Regions from separate parts of the Mus musculus genome. Here region 2 is linked to region 1. A link is a loop called in an ENCODE intact Hi-C map of the cell type or tissue named here. Cell type or tissue: gastrocnemius. All regions are shown on one strand. Each heading gives the region's core, and the rest is flanking DNA. Links, peaks and the distances in the headings are about the cores only.

Region 1 (10,919 bases), core at 2,782-7,781:
GATGGAACCCTGGATATGGCAGGCTCTAGATGGTCCATCCTTTTGACACAGCTCCTCTTTATTTTTTAAAATTATGGGTTTTCACACATGAGATCAGTGCCTCCCAAGGCTAGAAGAGGACATGGGGTCTTCTAGAACTTGAATTACAGGAGATGTGAATTGCCCAATAAGGCTGCTGAGAACTAAACTCAGGTTCTTTCCAGGAGCAGTGTGCCCTCTTCTCTCCAGCCATGTTTATTAACTCTTTCTGCCCCACAGGTGATTTTGTCCTACCCTCAGGACCTTGGCCATGGCTACCTGAAGATATACAGAATTGGGATACCTGGTTTTCTATGAGGGGTTTACAGCTAGAATCTACATTGAATGCTCTTCTGGGTAGTCACTCTATGACCATGCTTTGGGCAAGTCTAGGAAGGCCACGGCCAGACCCAGATGTCTTGCATGGCTCTTTGAAGCGGTTGATGACAGATGTTCTGTCACGGCCCTTGACCCTGGGCTTAGGGCTTCGGACTGTGGCAATAGATGTTGGGAAGACTGGAGGAAGCACATTGCATGTGGTTGGTGCTTCCCACGTAGAGACATTTCTTATTCGTTCTGGAGATTATGATGAGCTTGGCTACATGTTTCCTGAACACCTTGGCTTTCATGTGATCATGGTGGGTGTGGATGTGGCTACTGACCTTTTACAGAGTTCTTCATCTTTATCCTTGGAGCCTGGAACAATTCAGCTTAGTGGCCACAGGGCCCTGTATCATGACTTCTGGGAGGAGCAAATAGAGACTGGGATTCTGGCCCATCCAGATTTGGTGGCTGCATTCCATCCAGGTAAGAACTGTTCATCCAGAGGAATGCTGAGGAGCTGATAATTTTCCATCCTGCACTTATGTCCTAGTTAGGATTTCTATCACTGTGATGAAACATCAAAATCAAAAGACAATTGGGGAGGAAAGGATTTATTCAGTTCACACTTCCACATTGTAGTCCATCACTGAAGGAAGTCAGGGTAGGAACTCAAACAGGGCAGGAACCTGGAGGTGGGAGCTGATGCAGAGACCATGGTTGGGTTGTTCTTACTGGATTGCTTCTCATGGGTTGCTCAGTCTGCGTTATTATAGCATCCAGTCCAGGAATGGCACCGCCTAAAATGGATTGGGCCCTCCCCCATCAATCACTTTCTTAGTTGGGGTTTTATTGCTGTGAAGGGACACCATGACCAAGGCAGTTCTTATAAAGGGAAATGTTTAATTGGGGCTGGCTTACAGTGTCATGTATCATGGTGGGATACATGACAGTGTCCAGGAAGACATGGTGCTGGAGAAGGTGCTGAGAGTTCTACATCTTGGTTATTAGCAGGCAGCATAAAGGGGACTGTGTTGTGTGTCATAAGACATGTCTCGTCATAGCTTGAGCATATAAGACCTCAAAACCTGCCCCTGCAGTGACCCACCTCCTCCAACAGGCCACACTTTCTAATAATGCCACTCCCTATAGGCCAAGCACCCATACACATGATTCTATTGGGGCCAAACCTATTCAAACCACCACAATCATTAGTTAAGAAATGCCCAAAGCTGGGTCTTAGGGCGGCATTTTCTAAGACATGTTGGTCGTCATTAAATACAGACTAGTGATGAGCTTGGTTGGTCACTGCCCATGCATGTTACCTTGGGTCAGAATTTTTTACTGAAGTTCCTGATGGTGAGAACTGGGGATGATCAATGTGAGGGTTGAGCAGATAACATCAAAGAAATGTCCTGCTCTTAGGCTGTGCTCAGCTTTTCTTCCCTCTCTTCCCATTTCCATTCTTGTTCTTCAGGTTTCCATGCCTCCCCAGGCTTGATGGAAGCTTGGTTACCCACCCTGCTGCTACTTCGTGACTATGAGATTCCAACATTGATTACTGTTTACAGGTTTTTACTTATTTCTGTTTCTGATCCTTTTTGGACTCACTTTTTCCTATATACAGATGCACTCATTTTGATTCCCCATACCTGTTTGTCTTAGGAAGATGTTCTTCCTTCCTGCACGTAGTTGTTTAAAAAAAAATCTGGGAATAGTCCTTTGCTAATCAGGGATTTGGTGAGACATTTGGGAGGAAAATAATAGTCCTTGCTTAGTACAGCTTTAGATAATTTGGGGGATTGATCATGAATTGCCTTGCACTTGGCAATTTCTGTTCTCACACTAAGTCGAGGGATTTTCCTTTTCTCTTCCATAGCCAACAGGAACTGGAAGCCTCTTTGCAGATTCTGGTGAACTTGGATACACACATCATTGCTTGTGGAGCTAATCCTTTCGCATCCCTCAAACCAGAACAAGTCTATTCTAATCCCAACAAGCAACCAGTATACAGCAGTGCCTACTACATCATGTTTCTTGGAAGTTCCCCTGCCAATTAGATAAGAAGCAACGAGAAGGAAAAAAAAAAAAAACAAAACCAGATGATTTTTCAGTAATTGAACCAAGTCTTTACTGAATGCCTGGAAAATGAAAGCTTAATCAACTTACCCTGTTGATGTCAGATTTTTGCCAGCTTTGAACCCTGTGGTATGCTAAACCTTATTCACAGTTCAAATAAAGATGTTTAAACCAATGGAAGTTAACATTACCAGACTCATTTCTGATCCCCCCCCCCCCACTGGAATCCAGAGCCTTGTACATGCTAGGCAAGTGCTTTACTGTTGAGCTACATTCCCAGCTCTCTTTTGTAATTTGTTATTTTTTTATCGTTTATTTGAGACAGGGTGTTATTAAGTTGCTCAGGTGCCTCAGCTTCACACAGGAGTTACAGGTGTGAAACCTGTGTAAAAAAGGAAAAAAGATCAAAGAAAAGACATTTACTTCTCTAAGTTACAGACACTTGGATTTCACAAACCAAGACATTGGAAGGTTTGTTATCTGGTAAAGACCCATTTCCTGGTTTATAGAAGGCGGAACCTTTTTTTTTTTCCTCATCCGGTAAAAGGGTAGCCAGTCATACTTTTTTTTTTTTTAAGATTTATTTATTTATATGTAAGTACACTGTAGCTGTCTTCAGACACTCCAGAAGAGGGAATCAGATCTCGTTAGGATGGTTGCGAGCCACCATGTGGTTGCTGGGATTTGAACTCCAGACCTTTGGAAGAGCAGTCTGGTGCTCTTACCCACTGAGCCATCTCACCAGCCCCCCAGTCATACTTTTAATCAGGGCAATAAGCCCATACATTAGGGTAGTGCTCTCTTGGCTTAGTCATCTCCCAACAGCCTTACTTCCTGATACCATAATCTTGGAGACGAAGACTTAGAAACATCAATTTTGAAGGAGATACATACATTTAGACCATTGCAAAAGTTGAAAAAAAAATCCTTACTGTTTATGAGTCATCTGATTTTTGACAAGGATCAAAGGGATAAACGTTTTTTCCTTCCTTCCTTTTGATTGTTTTTGAGAAAGGATTTCTCTGTGTAGCTGTCCTGGAACTCATTCTGTAGAACAGACTGAATAATAGACCTTTCAACAAACCTTGCTAGAACAATTGGATAGCCACATGCAAAAGAGTAAAGTTGAAGCTCCAGTTCATATCATATAAAGTGAGTTTAAACTGTGTTGTGGGACATGCCTCTAATTCCAGTACAAATGCCGGTATGGCAGGAGGCTCAGGAACTGGGAGGCTGTCCTGGCTACACAGCAAGGCTAAAGTCAACAAAATCGACAGCACTCAGGAGGTAGAGGAAGAAGGATCAGTTCAAGCTCATCTGTGGTCGCACAGCAAGTTTTGAGGTCAGCTTGAGCTATATGAAGACCCAGCCTCAAACACTTTAAAATGGATCAGAGATCTAAAGAACTTCAATGCTTAGAATATATAAATCTTCATGAATTTGTACAATGTTTTCTTAGATATTACACGAGTAGCACAAATGTTGGCTTTCACACCAACTTGGGCAGCCATGTGCAGAGACTCCCCTTGTATGAAGCACCTAGAGACCTCCAGCTGCCAGGCTCCACCCCACAGGCTACTCGAACAGAAGAGTGGGAGTGGCCAGGCCCCGCCCTACAGAAAAAGAAGCTCATGATCTGGCCACCCTGGAAAGGTCTGCACCTCCCCGCCAAGACACCGGATAGAAAGCCTGCTTTCTGCTCACTTCTTCACTGCTTCTTTGCCAAGTCTATTCTGTAAGGTTTGATGTGTGGTGTGACTCTGCTATTCCTTGGCTCCAGGAATACCAGAGGATTCCAGGATACCTTTTACTTCTGGGATGTAACAATGAAAACAAAAAACTACCTTCTTTCAATTTTTTTTTTTTTTTTTTTTTTTTTTTTTTGGCTTTTTGGCTTTTTGAGACAGGATTTCTCTGTGTAGCCCTGACTGTCCTGGAACTCACTCTGTAGACCAGCCTGGCCTCGAATTCAGAAATTCAACTGCCTCAGCCTCCTAAGTGCTGGGATTAAAGGTGTGCGCCACCACTGCCTGGCTTACCTTATTTTAAATTTTATGTTTCAAATATCAAGTGAAAGTGCCTTGGGCCTGTGAGATGGCCCAGTGGTAAATGGGCCTTGCAGCCAAGCCTGGAAAACACAGTGGCATTCTCTCAACCTACATGGTGGAAAGGGAGCACTGTCTCCTCTTCCAAGTTGTCCTCTGACCTCCACATGTGCCCACACTCAGAAATATATCTTATACAAATAAACTTTTTTAAAAACTGTAGTATAGTGGAATTGGCGTGTGCTGAGGTGTGAAGGCATTTGTCTCCATGCCTTACCCAAGTGTTTACCGTGGAGCCTTATGACCTGAATTCCATCCCTGAAAATCACATGGTAGAGGAAGGGAAACAATCCCTACAAGTCATGCTCAGGCTTACATACCCAAATACAATTTTGTCGTGAAAGTGAAAGCCATGGTGGAGAGCTGGCTCAGTCAGGTGCAAATGCCAGCCTGTAATTCTATCACTGAAAATGCATACGTGAATCCCAGGAGCTCACTGATCAGCCATTCTTGCCTTACTGCCCATCAGTCCCAGTAAGACCAACCTTAAAAAAAAAAAAAAAAAAAAAAAAAAAAAAAAAAAAAAGAGGTGAACATTTGGTTGACCTGTAACCTCCATTCATCACTTCACTATGTCTCTGTGTATGTTTTCTTTCCATGTAAGTGCCTCAAATACTTAGTTCTATATATGGTGAGTTTAACACTAATGGACCAGTAGAACTTTGAACCCTGCTTAGTTTTGTTTAATTCAACTCCAGTTCTGTCTACTCACAATTCCCTATAGTCACATGAAACAAACCTAGGTTCTCAGGATCCCCGGAGGCCTGGAGCTCTCTATCTTTGAGTCCCTCTGCTCCGCCCACTTGCGCGGCTCCACCCAAAGCTGCAGTTCCTTTCTACAGTAGCACCACCTGGAGTAGATTTACCTCGCTGAGATATAGACACGTGTTAAAACTAGCTGAGCCACCTGAGGGGCGCAGCGTCCCGCCCGAGCTTGGGGGCGGTCCAAGCAGCTAGCACCCTCGCGCCGCCCATGCGCCACGCCCTCTGGCTCCATATTGCAGGAAAGCGGGCTAGGGTGTGACGCTGCTTTCTCGTTCAGGTGAGGACTCGCACCCCCTCCCCTTGCTGTTCTTCCGTCGGTCAGTCAGCTCGTTCCCAGTCCCTGGTCTGGTCTTCCAACCGTAGTCGTAGAGCCCCGCGCGTGTCCTAACGAGGTGGGCCTCCGGGTGGCGGACGCGGACTCGGACGCGTTTCGGGTGTTTGGGGTGGGTTGGGCATGCTTTCCCTGCGTGCTGGAGGACTGGGAAGGTCTGTGGGTAAATCACTCTGTTAGGCTTAGAGTGGGATGCCAGGCAGCAGTGGTACCCCGCTTTCGGTCAGTTGGGCCGCAAGTGGCGGACTTAAGGCCCGATGGTGGCCCTGGTGAAGCCCCTTGCCAGAAGGCCGACTAGCAGCTCCGAAAGCTGGCTTTGGCTAGTGACTAGACTTTTTGGTGACACAGCAAATTTAGAGGAACTTGAGGAATTTGTGCCGTGCTTAATGACATCTAGGGCAGAATTCACAAGCCTGATATGTAAGCTCCGGTTTAAAATTCTTGGAAACTATTCCAGTAACAATCTAGATTTTTTTTTCCTTGTCCTTGACCCATATCAGCCGTCTAGGTAAGCAAGATGCAGAGGGGAATGGCTAAACCAAGTGAAAAGACGAAAGGTATTTTACTGTTATCCATTACATTCCTTAATTGCTGCCAGGTGATAGCGAGCCATTCTGATAAAGCAATCTGCCCCAATTACAGTACAAGTGTAGTGAGCTACGGTTTAGGCCAGGAAATCATTAGAAACAAGTGGAGTAAATAATTTTGCTCCCGCAAACTTAAACCACCCTTTAGCCCTCGTGGTTAAGTAGAGGGCTACCTTCCCACGCAGAGGACTAAGCCCTGTTTCCCTGTTATCCTCAGTCATTGCTTTAAATGGCCCTTCCGGAACCTAGAGGCGGCTTTTGGGAAACTGTTTCTGTTCTTGCCTGGCCTAAGTCACACTTCCTGTTTCCCTTCCCAGTTTGTCACCGGTCCCCACCCCCAACCCCACCCTTAACTTCTTAGGCCTCTTGCCAGTTGAGAGACTGACATAGATCCACCCTTTTACTAACTGACTCACTGGGTGGAGATGGTTTGGAGAACCAAGATTGGATTTTCCAAGTTTTTCTAAAGGTTGTTTGTAACATTGTTAAAGGGAAAACAAAAGCTCTGGTTCACTCAGAAGAGTCCTGTTAACTTCAGCAGAGCTGAGTAATTTGTTGAGTCACCCTAGGGTTTGTTAGCCTTTTACAAAAAGTTTAAAGTCTACTTTTTGAAGTGATCACATGAGCAATGTTTAAAGGGGCTAAAAGGCCATGAAAAAATGAGCTGCTTTGTCGTTATACCCCCCACATACACACCCACACCCCACACACACCCCACACACACCTGCATGCACTCTCCCAGTCAGGCTGCACCCTTTTCTGCTTCCCTGTCTCCTTCCTGTGAGCTTGTTTACTGAGAGAAGAAAATGGGTGTATTTCTTTAGCAGAACGCTTGTTTTCCACCTGGCTTTGTTTAATTTACCACGTGTGGTAGATGGTTTTATTAATGGATTTTTTAAAAGGACTTTTAGAAGGTGTATAGTTTATAGCTTCACTTTATGAATATTCATGATTCACTTATCGCTAAGTGATGTTTAGATTATCTTGAACTACTTTTCCTATTACAGATGATGCTATGATGAATAGCCTAGTACCTATATAAATGTGCATTTGTGAAGGTATTTCTGTGACCTATATGGAAATGGCATTTCATTTCTGGTACTTAATAATCTTCAAGGTGCACTGAAATTGTTTCAGTTTTTCATATGCTAATACCTAGATAATCTTTGCTTTATTTATTTTTGTTTTGTTTTAAAAATCTTGGTATAAGTCCTCTAGGCCCTTAAAGGTAAGATTTAATATAGTAGTTAAAATGTAGAAATAGAACTTTGTCATTGGAGTGATTCACTCTTTTATCTGTGTGTGTACATGCATGTGTGTACAAGTTTGTGGGGCTGGGTGCACATGCCACAATGTGCATATGGAGGTCAGGAAAGTCTTGGGTGTGGGTCTCTGGCTACCTATCCATACACCAGGCTAGCTGGCCTGGAAACTTAAGGGGATTTCTTGGTCTTTACCTCCCATCTCACCACAGAGGTGCTGGAATTAGAGATCCGAGCTAGCTTGCCCAGCTTCTGGGGATCTGAATTCAGATCTTCAGACCTCTGTAGCAAGCACTTTACACAGTCACCTCCCCAGTCAGTTCTCCCTCTCCAGAGGCATACATGTGTTCTCCTTTACCCTCTCTCTTCCTTTCTTTCCCCCTCACTTCCTATCTCTTTCTCTCCCTGATTCCTCTTTCCCCTTCTCCCTCCCTCCCTCCCTCCCTCCCACTTACCTCTGAGCTACAGAGTCAGCCTTTTTGTGACCCTAAGCATTATTTCACAAATTACTTTCAGATTTCCCGCTTTTGATCCTGACCTCTTTCATTTGACCCTCTGACAGTCCTTTAGAAGCTGCAGGCTTGCCTTACGTAATCCTGATGGTAATCAAGAACAGAGAAGAAGAAAAAAGAGAAAGAATTTAGCTTCTTTCTCTTTTTATGCACAGGTTTTTGGCTTTCAATTAATTGAGACCAGACTGAGTCAATTTTATTAATATGTTACTGTCGTAGTGTGTGTGTGTGTGGGGGGGGGTATGTGTGTATTCATGTTTCTGCATATATGTGTGTGCTGGTGTGTACAATCGTAGAAGCCAGAAGCTGACATTAAATGACCTTCTCTGTTGTTCTCCACCTTATTTTTGGAGTCAATGCCTTTCTTGGAAGCTAGCACTCTCACTGATTGCTTAGACTGGCCATGGAGATTCCATCTGGTCTTCCCAGCCCCTAGCTCTGGGGTTCCATATTGTGCTGTCACACCTGGCTTTTTACACGGACACTGGGGGTTTGGAACTCAGATTATTGTGTATGGCAAGCAGTCTACAGACAGAGCCATTTCTCCAGCCTCTGTTTACCTTAATGACTTATAAACTTTGATATTATATATTCCCAATCATAGCTTCGTGCCTATGATTATGTCAAGGGGCACTGTAATAGCACACTTATTATCACATCCTCTTATATTGGACACACAAAAAGGCTGCATGCATTCTTTTTCCTGAATAGTGTATCAGCACCCAGACTACTGCTTATTATGCTGAGAACTGAATTGAATGGATTTGTTATCTTTTGCTGTTGGGTACCTGACGCAGGCACTCTGCACACGAGGGTTATGCCACTGACCTGCACCTCTACTTGTTTGCTATCTCGAGGTGAAAGAAATAGAAGTCATTTATGTCTACATTGAGGATAAACACACTATGTTAAATTAAGCAAATTAGAAAATAGTTCCAGAAATGCCAAAATGCCGTGGTACCAAAGTATAATCAACATTAACTTGGAAGTTTTGTTAGAAATACAGAATCTTGGGCTGGTGAGAGGGCTCGGGAGCTAAAGGTATGTCCTAGCTTGGTTTCCACTGCTGTGATAAAGAAGATCTTGACCAGAAGTAACCTGGAGGGGAATGGGTTTATTTCATCTTGTACTTCCAGGTGACAGTCCATTATGAGGGAAATCAGGGCAGGAACTCAACAAAGGGACCTGAAAGCAGGAACTGAAGTAGAGACCCCAGAGAAGCACTGCTTTTTTTCTTGTTCCTCCTGGCTTGCTCAGTTTGCTTTTTCCCACAACCCAGTACCACCTGCCCACGGATGGCACTGCCCATGGTGACCCTCCCACCTCAGTCACCAATCAAGGAAATGCCCAGTAGGTTTGCCTAGAGACCAGTCTGATGGGTGCATTTTCTCAAGCGAGGTTCCCTCTTCTCAGCTGATTCTCGCTTGTGTCAAATAGGTAAACGAACAACTAACAATGTGTGTGTTCCCAAGCCTGACATTGTGAATTTGATCCCCAGAACTTATACAATGCAAGGAGAAAACCTAATCTCTCAAGTTGCCTTCTGATCTCCACAAAATGGTATGGGAATGGTAGCACCACCTGTGATCTCAGCAGGCTAAGGCAGTAGTTGCTAATTCAAGGCCAGCCTCATCTATAGATAGATAGATAGATAAATGGATGATAGATAGAGAGTTCCAGCTTACCTGTGCAGAAAGGGGGGGGGAGTGGGGCAGACTCTTAGTTCCCAATCTAGAACTATTGGGTCAGTGTACTCCTCAGTGAATTTTCAGGAGATTTGCATGTATAAAATAGGAGAATCCCACTTTTTGTTCATGGTATTATGTAAAGAAAGGAGAGATAGAGTTCCAACTAAAGGAAGATATGATGCATGAGCACAGGCTTGAGGGCCAAGCTGGTAAGGGTTAAATGAAGGAGTGATGCCTGCCTGGGGGTAAGAATGGGTTAAATGAAGGAGTGATGCCTGCCTGGGGGTAAGAGTGGGTTAAATGAAGGAATGATGCCTGCCTGGGGGTAAGAGTGGGTTAAGAGTGGGTTAAATGAAGGAATGATGCCTGCCTGGGGGTAAGAATGGGTTAAATGAAGGACTGATGCCTGCCTGGGGGTAAGAGTGGGTTAAATGAAGGAATGATGCCTGCCTGGGGGTAAGAATGGGTTAAATGAAGGACTGATGCCTGCCTGGGGGTAAGAGTGGGTTAAATGAAGGAATGATGCCTGCCTGGGGGTAAGAGTGGGTTAAATGAAGGACTGATGCCTGCCTGGGGGTAAGAGTGGGTTAAATGAAGGAATGATGCCTGCCTGGGGGTAAGAGTGGGTTAAATGAAGGAATGATGCCTGCCTGGGGGTAAGAGTGGGTTAAATGAAGGAATGATGCCTGCCTGGGGGTAAGAGTGGGTTAAATGAAGGAATGATGCCTGCCTGGGGGTAAGAATGGGTTAAATGAAGGACTGATGCCTGCCTGGGGGTAAGAGTGGGTTAAATGAAGGAATGATGCCTGCCTGGGGGTAAGAGTGGGTTAAATGAAGGACTGATGCCTGCCTGGGGGTAAGAGTGGGTTAAATGAAGGAATGATGCCTGCCTGGAGGATGGGGCTGGAGAGAAAGCTCAGTAGTGAGAGCACTTGCTGTTCTTCCAGAAGACCTGTTCTTCTCCGTTCCCGAGCTCACATGGCAGCTTACAGCTGTCCTTAATTAACTCTAGTTCCAGAGGATCCAGCATTCTCTTCTGTTCCATGGGTCCTGGCGAGTATGTTGTATACACAGGTACACAGTAGAGACCCCGGAGAAACCAATCTTTTAAATGAGAGAAAAAATTATTGACTATAAATTGGAGTCAGTGCCAAGGGGAGTAGAAGTTTGACCAGTAATTTTTTTTTCCCCTGATTTTAATGGAGTCTGAAGCTAGGACCAGGCAGGCTAAACACACACTCTTGAGTTATA
Region 2 (10,919 bases), core at 3,005-8,004, 130 kb after region 1:
CAATGGTAAATGACAAAAGGAGACTACAAAATAGTACACACATGCATAGTAACTAAGGGAACTATAGATACATGAAAAACTATTAGAAAGTGATTAATGGTAATAACAATAGATTTAAAACAATCAGGATTCTCTATAAAGAGAGCAGCTAACTATATTGCTTAAAATCAATATGGTGGAGGGCTGGCGAGATGGCTCAGTGGGTAAGAGCACTGACTGCTCTTCCAAAGGTCCTGAGTTCAAATCCCATCAAATACATGGTGGCTCACAACCACCCATAATGAGATCTGGAGTGTCTGAAGACAGCTATAGTGTACTTATGTATAATAATAAATAAATCTTTGGGCCAGAGAGAGCGGGACCAACTGGAGTGAGCGGGGTTGACTGGAGCGAGCAGAGGTCCTAAAAATTCAATTCCCAACAACCACATGAAGGATCACAACTACCTGTACAGCTACAGTGTACTCATATACATAAAATAAATAAATCTTAAAATAATAAAATGAAATCACTATGGTTGGAGCTGGACAGTTGGCTCAGTGGATTAAGATGCTAGCCTGCAAGCCTTACCCTGAGTCCAGTGACTTCACAAAGTGGTCCTATGACTTCCACACACGGACAGTGGTACCAGCCCCACCCACACATAATATGCATGCATGCATGCACAATGCTTTTAAAATTAAACTGAAAAAATAAATAAGCCATGTAGAGTGGCACATGCTTTTAATCTCAGCACTTAGGAGCAAGAGATAGGCAGGTCTTTATGAGACTGAGGTCAGTCTGGTCTCTATAACAAGTTCCAAGACAGCTAATGCTACCTAGTGGAACCTTGTCTTGAAGCATGGATGCTGAGTAAAATACCTGGGCATGGAGGTGCCCGCCTTTAATTCCAGCGCTGGGGAGGAAGTGGCGTATGGATCTCTGTGAGTTTGAGGCCAGCCTAGTCTACTTAGTGAATTTCAAGATACCTGAAGTTACACAAAAATACCTAGTCTCAAAAAACAATATATAGATAAATAAGTAAATAAGGTAAAAAGTGATCAAGAAAATCACCTAATGTTGTCCTCTGACCTCCAGACTTGTTTACAAGGCAAGCATATTTCTACGCACACGCACACACACACATCCACACGTGTACACACCACACACACGCACGCACACACACACGCGCACACACACACTCGTGTGCACACACACGTGTACACACTACACACACACACACAGACACACGCACACACACGCACGCACGCGCACACACACGCACGCACGCACACGCACGCACGCACGCACACGCACGTGTACACACTACACACACACACACAGACACACGCACACACACACGCACGCACGCACGCACGCACGCACACGGGGCAGAGACTGGCGGGATGATGGTCCCTCAGTCCCCAGAACAGCGGCTAACGATTAGCAGACAACTCACACCATATCCCCAAGAGAAGTCGGAGCTGCCTTCTGTTGAGACCCCTGTGCCTGCGTAGCTTGGAAAAGCAGAACGCGAATTCGAATTCCCAGTGTCAGTTGATGTAATGGGTGATTCTTGGGTGATGTCAGATTCACTAAATGGACAATTTGAGAAAAGGGGAGAAAAAAAGAAAATTCTTATGTTTACTCAGCAACTTATCAGGTGGTAAGCATGTATACAATATATCAGTAGAGGTAAAGGTAAACTTGGAATCCAAGCGCCCTGTAAAAACCAGGATTCTGTATAGAATGGATGTCAGCTGTGTTAAATAATGCCTGTCATTTAACCCACGCCACTGTAGGCTGCCAGTGCAGGTCTAATTAACTGTCCTTAAAACTCCAGGAATCTCTGTTTTGTTTTTTTTTAAAAGATTTATTTATTTATTTAATGTATGTGAGTACACTGCAGCTGTCTTCAGACACACCAGAAGAGGGCATCAGATCTCAGTAAAGATGGTTGTGAGCCACCATGTGGTTGCTGCGAATTGAACCCAGGACCTCTGCAAGATCAGTCAGTGCTCTTAACCTCTGAGCCATCTCTCCAGCCTTGCTCGGAATCTGAGCTTTATCCCCAGGTTTGACCCTAGATATTGCCTTTCCAGTCTTTCCTATGACAGCACGCTGCTCCTCAGAGCCCCCTGCTTGGTAACTGCAATGATTACTGACTTTGCACTCACTGTATGACAGCACTGCGTGAACCTTTACATACTTTGTCTGATTTAGAGCCACAAGACCATAAAAAAGATGGCATCTGTGTCTTTTCTTCTTGGTCAAAGCAACTAAAGATTTGTCACTTTTACTGACTAGCTTCCAAAGCACCAACTTCTGATTATTATTTTTCTATTCATTATCCAGTATTTCACTTGCCCAATGGTACTCAACTAATAAATGCCAGGAACAGAATTAAAATCACGTATCTGATCCATTTTTTAATTTACCTACTTAGCTACATATTACTTCTGGTGGGCTGCAGAGCTGTCTCTAAAGTTAGAGCATGAACTATTTTACAAGTTGGCCCAAGTTCATCTCTCAGCACCATGGGCAGCTCGTGGCATGCGTGCACATGCACACACACAGAGAACTCTAGCCTCTCTGTGCACCTACAGGTGTCTGTACAAGCGTGTTCTCTCTCTCTCTCTCTCTCTCTCTCTCTCTCTCTCTCTCTCTCTCTCACACACACACACACACACACACACACACACACACACACCACAAAGGGGGGGAGCGCTTTACAAGTCCAAGCTTCAGCAAGCCTCCAGCCTTAGGCTCTCACAGAGATAACATTTCTTGTTTGGTCTCACGAGCACAGGTGTGGTCCGAATGAACAAACCCTTTGCCATTAGCAAGTGCAACAAGCAAGCACGCATGCTGTGTGGCAGTACCTGTGAGAACTTGTATCTTTTCCATGGCTGTTGTTGGTAGAGGAAATGTCATCCAGTCGCTCTGGAAGGGGGTGGTGGTTAAGAGCGTGCTTTGTTAGTCCTTTCCTGGGAAGGATAATAAAGCTGTCTTTATATTTTACATTTCCTGTAAAGAAGTCACACTTACAGTATTGTACATGTACACGCATGCCATGGTGTGTATGTGAAGACTGCGACCAACCTGTGAGAGTTGGTTCTCTCCTTCCACTTTGTGAGTCCTGAAACTGAACTTGGTTGTCAGCCTTGGTGGCAAGTACTTTTACATGCTAACCATCTTGTTAGCCCCTAGTGAACATACTTTAACATTTTTTAAAAAAATCATGTGTAGGTGTCTATGCTTCATATGTACCACATGCACAAAGGATGTCAGATCTGGACTTTGAGTTACAGGCAACTGTGAGCCCCTGTTTGGAACTAAACTCAGATCCTCGACAAGAACAATAAGTATTCTTAACTTTTGAGCCACCTTTTCAGCCCTACCATATACTTTTAAATCATGTCTACCACTAGAGAAAAAAATTCAAGCGTACATTCTTAACTTTACAAATAAATACAATACAATTCAGTAAAATCTCGGAATGCTCACCTCCACTGAGAATGTTTGGAGCCAGACCACTTAGATTTAACACTGACTCTCACTTAGCTAATCATACATCATAAGCAGTTATTTAATTCTGTTTTAAGTGAAACGCATGCACTAGGGATTCATGATGTGTGGGCAGAGAAACTTGTAAGCCTCTGTTTAACCTACCTTGTCTCCTGGGTATGTCTGACTAGACAATTTTGTGGGGAAACAATGCCTGCTCTAGATAACTATGTCTGGAAGATAGAATAACTAATGTATTGTTTATTCCAGCAGACAAGCCCCAGCAGAAAATAGACTCCAGAGGAGTAGTGCCCAGCAGGTAGATGATTAAAAAATTATGAATGTTTTACATTTTGAGGTGGTCACACACACACACAAACCTCACACCTTGCTTATATGTGTAAATACAAATTTTAAATGAAAGTCAAGGCTGGAAATATAGCTTAGCAGTGGTACTTCCTAGCATATCTGAGGTACTAAGTTCATTTCTCAGAACCAAAAAAGGGTGTGGGAGACTACACTGAGACAATCAACCTTGCTAACCCCTTTTTAACATCTATAACTAGTAACTGCTAAAGAATGCTACTACTTCAAAATGGATGGGCTCTGTAACAGCTAACATTAAACATTCATTTAAATACACTATCATTTCTATGCATTTAATCCTCATTGCTCACTCTATTATGATTCCCTTTGGGAAAGGCTATTTTTAGGAACTATAAAAAACAGCATCAAGAACAAGTAGTACAATACACAGGGTCAGAAATTTCAGCTCAGGAGATGCCTATCCAGAGTGTCTTCATACAACATGTATTTTTAACATCTCTGGTTAGAAATAATTATAAAAGCAAATCTGGGGCTGATAAGATGGCCCAGTAAATAAAGGTACTTGCCACCAAGCCTCATGACCTGAGTTCAATCAACAAGACTCACATAATGGAATGAGTGACTCTTGGAAGCTGTCTACTAACCTCCAAATGTGTGCTATGGGCCGGGCAGTGGTGGCGCACACCTGTAATCCCAGCACTTGGGAGGCAGAGGCAGGTGGATTTCTGAGTTCAAGACCAGCATGGTCTAAAGAGTGAGTTCCAGGACAGCCAGGACTGCGCAGAGAAACCCTGTCTCAAAAAACCAAAAAAAAAAAAAAAAAAAAAAAAATCAAAAAAACAAATGTGTGCTATGGTGCACGCGCATGTGCATGATACACTAAATGGAATTTTAAAAATTAAAAGCAGATTTTAAGTTAAATCCTTCTCACTTTGGGGAAATGATTATTTCTTAGTTTTATTCCCTAAGGAGCTTATTATCTGATTTGCTGTTGTGCAAATAACATATTCCTTAATAGATAACATGCTTCTGAAAAGCAAGGAGAGGTTCTCTTCTTTGTATGGCTCTTTTACCAAGTAAAGGCGGGAAGAAGAAAGTAGTGCTATCACTTATTGAGGATCTATTATGTACCAGCCCTACGTCATCATTTTAGGTATACTTGTACATCTTAGTTGTATACATAGACAGGAAGGCCCAGATCTAGTTAAATTTCCTAAAAGCTAAGTGGCAAGAAAAGTATCCATCTAAAAATCTCAGGTGTGACTTTAAATGAATGTTATTGGAATGCATAATAAGTGTATGGCTGTTGAAATTGCTTACTTCAATGAGGAGGACCAATGGGACTTGGTTTAAACGTTCAGGCCCTATTGGGTTCAGATGTGGAAGCTTTCTAATTTTATCTGAGCAACAGAAGCTAGTTACAGCAATCTTTCAGAACTGCTGAAAGGACCAAGAAACTGCAGGTTCTTTTGAAATTGCAAAGTACCAGTCAGTAGATATAAGGCTCTATGTTACACTTTACTAAGGGTACAAAGCAGGTTTTTAAACTACCAAAGTGCTTGCTTTTTAGCATTATTTGCAGGGGGTGTGACGGCAATGTGTGAATTGCTTGACAACAGGCTTTACAATCGGATTGACCCTTGGTTTGTACGTCTGAGCTGCACCACCTTCTAGATACAACCTTTAGACCTGTGATCTTTATTTGTAGGATGTGCAAAGTTGGTCTCAACCTGATTTCGCTATTGCATTCAAGCAAACAGCTTTGCATGGTGTTCTGAACTAGACACGTTCAACGTTATTGTAGCATTTAAGCTATTATCTTCAGTGGGGTCAAAAGCACTGTGGGAACAACGGATGCAGCACTCCCTCAATTCAGGACCTAACAGTCCCAAAGGCACACCCTAAGCTGGTGACCCAAAGACAAAAGGCAGCTTCCACCAGGGCTGGGAGGTGAGAATCCGGGATAGTATTTTCCCTCCCTATGTCTGGGACGGGAAAGGAGAGGACGGGCCTTATAAGGTCCCTTGAGCTCCGGCGGCCCAAGCTGGGCGAGCAGAGCAATCCACTCACAGCTCCACGCTCTGCGGCACGGCCTTCCGAGTGTATCTGGAGATCATCCTCCTTTTTCTCCTCTGCGGCCAGGGCGGGCAAGCCAGGGCGGGGGCCTCGGGGCCTGGCCCTCCCGCCGGCTCCGGCCCGGCCCCCTCCTGCCACCTACCGGCCCCGTCTCGCCCCGTCTCGCCCCGTCGCTTAGATTCCGGACCGCCACCTCCCAGAGTTCCCACTCTATAGTCTTCCGACCTGCCTCCTTCCTCTCATGAGCGGAAGTGACGAAGGTACAGCGTCTTTCGGAAATTGGCTCCGATGCGCACTAGAGACTATACTCAGGGTTCCGAGCCTCACGACTTGCAGGCGTTCAGGCGTGGATCAGGGCCCAAGCGAACGCGAGGACCCAGCATGGGCCGGGATTGGGCGGTTGGTGGTCGCCTCTGACCAAGTGTCCTGCTGGAAGAGGCAGCCAAGGAAAGGTGCCAGAGCAGAGGCGCACGAGAGAGCTATTGAAAGGGATCGCTTTACTTTTGTCAGGTGGAAGAAGAGCGTCTAGTTTGGTGAAGGAGCACTATACCGCGCCAGGACAGTGCTCCTGGTGGCTCCTCTTCTGTACTCTCGGGTATGTCATTTTTCATTAATTCCCATGATCTCAAGTCCAATTCTGACTCTGTAAATTCTACATAAAGAGCCCTGCTTGGATTTAGGGTGAGGGTGGGTAGAGTTTTTCCTTGATCCGCCAGGGTGAGAGGCAGCACGATTCTAATTTACAGTGGTGAGTGGGTAGTTGCATAGAAGGTGCAGGTTCCTTATTGGTTCATTGCAAAGCCAAGTAAGCTTAGGAATTAAATTGCTGCGTTAGGTGGGCATCCGGAACCATGACCAATTATTTTGGGACGAAACTCCGACACGCAAGTGTTGGCACTTTTAAATCTTCTATAGAAGCCCTGTAGAGCAAGGGGCATTGCTTTTTAACGCACCTAGTAACACAATTTTAAAGGAAGGTGTTTTAGAGACGGCAGACTAACACTTTCATTTCACGACTAAGTAGAAAGCTCAAGAAAGTAAAGTGCCCAAAGTATGCCACCGACTGAAGCACGGTTGGAAGGTGTGAGAGAATAATGGATAGTAATGGAATGTTTTCAAACTGTGTTACACACACTGCTGCCGACTGAAGGGCAAACATTTATTTATTTGTGAGAAAGGATCGTCTTATGTTACCTAGCCTAGCCTCAAAATCCTGGACCCAGGTGATCCTTTTGCCTTGATCTCTCAGCTGAGACCATAGGCACACCTAGCTATTTTTAACTTTTATCCTCACATACTTCTTTGGTTTGGGAAGTGAGTTGTTGGACTTTCATTTACTCCATAATATCAAGGTTTCCAGTTCACATAATTTAATTTTAAGGAAGATAGTTTTAAGTCTGTTATTCAGAGGATAAATCAAGTGGTGTCTGGTAAAGGCCGGAACCATGATGGTAGGTGTGTATCAAATTTGGGGGAAATAATGTAGTCACCTAGAAGAATTCTGAGAATGCTGTTATTTCTCCTTTTGTGTGGCTTATGTCCCTTGAACTTTGATGGCCATTTTTAGAGAAGAATGGAGGGCAGTGGAAAGCTCGCAATGGTAGAGGATGCTGTGGAGTACCATCTCTTCCTGATACCAGATAAAGCCAGAGGCACAGAAGAGCACAGAGAGATTCTTCAGAAGTACATTGAACGGATAATGACCCAGTTCGCACCCATACTGGTCCCTTATATCTGGCAGAATCAGCCTTTCAATCTCAAATACAAGCCTGCAAAAGGTAAAGTAAGCCTTCCTTCTGAGAGACTTGTTCCATAACCTTAAAAGCCACTGACGTCTGCCCACATATAGCCAAGCCCCTAACTTTAACTCTATAGAATATCTTTATGGCTAGGGATGCGGGGACTGTGGCTGTGGTATGGACTCTCTCACTGTGCCTAAGTGTGAGTGCTGGTGCTGCGAAGGCCCAGGCTTGGGACTTAGTCACAGTTCTTTTTCTCTGCGCAGGACTTATCTCCATGATGCCTGTGGGAGGTTGCTTTGTTTCATGTAGCTGTTTTCCTGAGAATCCAAGAGTGACTTTGTCTGGCCAATAAAAACAACTAAATGGGTTTTGTTACTGTCCGTTGCCACCCAGAAGCATTTCCGGTGTCCTTTACTGCTGTCACCAGTGCTTACGTCCAACTCTAGCAAAATACAGTCATCTGTTCTGTCATGTCTTCTAACGTTATGAAAATGAATGAGTGCAGCCAGGCTGTATTTACTCAGTGACTCAGAGTGACTGTTGAGGATCGGGAGCCTTGGATCTTTGGATCCCGCCATTCCTGTTCACACTTCAGTGCTAATGTGTTAGATTTGGCTAGCAGCCGCTCGGTTTCTCCTGTGGTATTACTGTCACTGAACTTTTTTCCACCACTGGGCATTGAACCTGGGGCCTTGTGCGTTGCTAAGCAACTGGTCTGCCACTGAGCTACTTCCCCAACCCTAATTTTATTTTCTAGATACAGGCAATGTTTATTGACAGGGAGATGAGCAAATTAATGTGCCACATATAAAACGAGCCCATTAGACAGGTATGGTGGCACACACCTGTCATCTTAGCACTCCGGCCTAAGGCAGGAGAATCACCAGTTTGAGGCCAGCCCGGGTCACAGAGTGAGAGTCAGTTTCCAAACAAAAACAACCTATTATCTTTTAGAAAGCCAGGCTTACCCTGAATTTTCCACTATGTGATGGCATTGCTGAATGTTACCCAAGATGATTAGTATTTCAAATTTACAGTCCTTGCTTTGCTATGTGCCGTGAGGGACAGAGCAGGAAGACCTAGTGTCAGCACCTCCAGATACTAGGGGCTTGGTCTCAGTGTGGGAGACTCCAGCTTCTGAACTTCCCTGAGCTCCACACACCATTGGCAGGTGCCTTGGTACAGCACAGATTAGACTGTGCCACTCGCTTCCTGTGGCTGCGGGGGAGGTTTCAGTTGAAGTCTGATATATAATGCAAATGAAAATCGTACTCTGCTCTGAGCTCCTCTAGCTGGAGAGATAGGGGATTTGGTGAAGCAGCTAAGTTGAGAGGTTGTTCCTCTCACATCTTTTGGTTCTCTGTTTCTTTGGCTTGGTTTTTGCCATGGTTGCTGTGGTGCCTTGGAGTGCATTTCTCTGAGCTTCATGCGGTACATTACATCGATTGATTCCTTAACTTTTTGTTTATTTTATGTGCTTGGGTGTTTGCACATACGTATGTCAGTACAGGTCATTCACACAGTGCCCTCAGACAGAGGCAACTGGGGTCGCCAATGTTTGTGAGCCACCATGTGGGTGCTAGAAATTGCACCCAGATCCTCTGGGAGAGCAGCCACTGAGACGTTGGTTGACTCTGTATGTTGAACCATTTTTGTCGTACGGGAACAAACCCCAATCGACTGTAGTATTATAACCCCTTTCAATGTGTTGTTGAATCTGGTTAGTCATCTTTTCAGTGTTGTGATAAAAAAAAAATACCTGAGAAAAATCAACTTAAGGACTTATTTTGCTTATGGTTTCAGAGAGATCACTTGGCTCTGCTGTAACTCAGCCTGCCCTCAAACTCACAATCCTCCTGCCTCAGCCTCCCTAGCGCTAGGATTATGGGTGTGTGCCACTATGCTCAGCTGTTAGATAGAGGCTTTTGATTGCTGATCCAATATCCATCATAGTTATAAGTCTGATAATACTTTCTACTTCTTCTTGATTGCATCAAGACCTTAATTAGGGGTTTATTAATTTCATTTCTTATAGCTTTCCCAATTTCTTGGAATAAAGACATTCATAGATTCCCTTGTAACCTTTTATACTCTACAGAGAGAGTATAATGTCTCCTCTTTCACATCTGAATTTAGTTGTCTCTTCTTAGTGTAATTTTACTGACCTCTTCTCCCATTTAAAAAAACAACCCTCAGTTTGTTTCATTTATCTCTGCTGTGATTGTCTTGTTTCTCCTGCTAGGTTTATGCTTTGTTTGATGTTTTTCTTCTTTCCTAAAGTGGGAGTGCTGGTTTGAGATCTTACATAACTGTAAACTGTTACTTTAATGATTTTTGCTAAGCTATCTTACACGCGTTCACGACCGGCCAGGAAGAACACAGCAAACCAGAATCTTCTGCGGCAAAACTTTATTGCTTACATCTTCAGGAGTAAGAGTGCAAGCCCCCCATTGCTTACATCTTTAGGAGCCAGAGCGCCAGAGCGCAGAGCAAGAGCTCTATTGTTTACATCTTTAGGAGCAAGAGAGCAAGCCCAAAGCAAAAGCGAAACCCCGTCCCTATTAAGGAGAGTTATCCTTCGCCTAGGACGTATCACTCCCTGATTGGCTGCAGCCCATGGCCGAGTTGTCGTCACGGGGAAGGCAGAGCACATGGGGTGGAGAACTACCCTTGGCACATGCGCAGATTATTTGTTTACCACTTAGAACACAGCTGTCAGCGCCATCTTGTAACGGCGAATGTGGGGGTGGCTTCCCACAAAGCTATATATGAATTTTCATATATAATACTTTCATTTTTCATTTGTTCCAAGCTATTTTTTCACTTCTCCTGTGATTTTCTTTTTGGCTTTTGGTTGTTTAAGAATGTGATGTTTAGCATCTGTGTACTTAGGGTGCACCTATTTGAGAGGTTCTGTTCCACCGAAACAGAATCCTTATATCCTGTGACACTCCCTTATCTCCTGTAACTCCATGCCTCTGGCCATGCTCTCCTTTCTGGAAAGTCCATCTCTGATTGTTCTTCCGCTGTTATTACCGTACAAAATGAAGCAGGAGCCTCCTCTATGTTCACACAACCGTTAGTGGGTTTTTAAAGACGGTTTGGTTTTCTGTTCCTTTTTTGAGACCCAGACTCCTCATATCTTGCTCAGAATTGCAACCCCAGCTCCCAGAGTAATCCTTGCAATTTAGCCATGGTAAACAAGTGTTAAGTATGTTTTTCCTTGCAGGGACACACTTGCCTGGCTCACAGTCACTTCTCTCTTGTTTACAGGAGGTGTTCCTGCTC

What was found. Hi-C counts contacts between places; a loop is a spot of excess contacts. Peaks named below come from ENCODE experiments on the same cell type or tissue, not always from the same donor. Only the 100,000 strongest peaks of a DNase experiment are listed, where the experiment ranks them.
Region 2: it touches region 1 in a loop (2.4-fold over the local background); 1 of 42 quality-filtered maps calls a loop at or near these places.

Annotation. Positions count from the first base shown.
Region 1 is chr14:20,474,541-20,485,459 of GRCm38, reverse strand. It overlaps Anxa7 (annexin A7), which reads left to right and starts at 5,327. Exons shown (of 13, transcript NM_001110794.1): 1 at 5,327-5,565. It overlaps Mss51 (MSS51 mitochondrial translational activator), which reads left to right. Exons shown (of 7, transcript NM_029104.1): 5 at 259-825; 6 at 1,817-1,910; 7 at 2,219-2,596. The coding sequence ends at 2,399. In gastrocnemius, for the core only: CTCF peaks have their summits at 5,404 and 5,608; DNase peaks (open chromatin) are centred at 4,006 and 5,538; H3K4me3 peaks cover 2,715 bases; H3K27ac peaks cover 3,298 bases.
Region 2 is chr14:20,343,359-20,354,277 of GRCm38, reverse strand. It overlaps Ecd (ecdysoneless cell cycle regulator), which reads left to right and starts at 6,157. Exons shown (of 14, transcript NM_027475.3): 1 at 6,157-6,484; 2 at 7,457-7,667; 3 at 10,905-10,919. The coding sequence starts at 7,463. It overlaps Fam149b (family with sequence similarity 149, member B), which reads right to left and starts at 6,116. Exons shown (of 14, transcript NM_001024512.2): 1 at 5,884-6,116; 2 at 2,862-2,966; 3 at 1,439-1,574. The coding sequence starts at 5,930. In gastrocnemius, for the core only: a CTCF peak has its summit at 6,028 (motif pointing left); a DNase peak (open chromatin) is centred at 6,141; H3K4me3 peaks cover 2,615 bases; H3K27ac peaks cover 2,542 bases.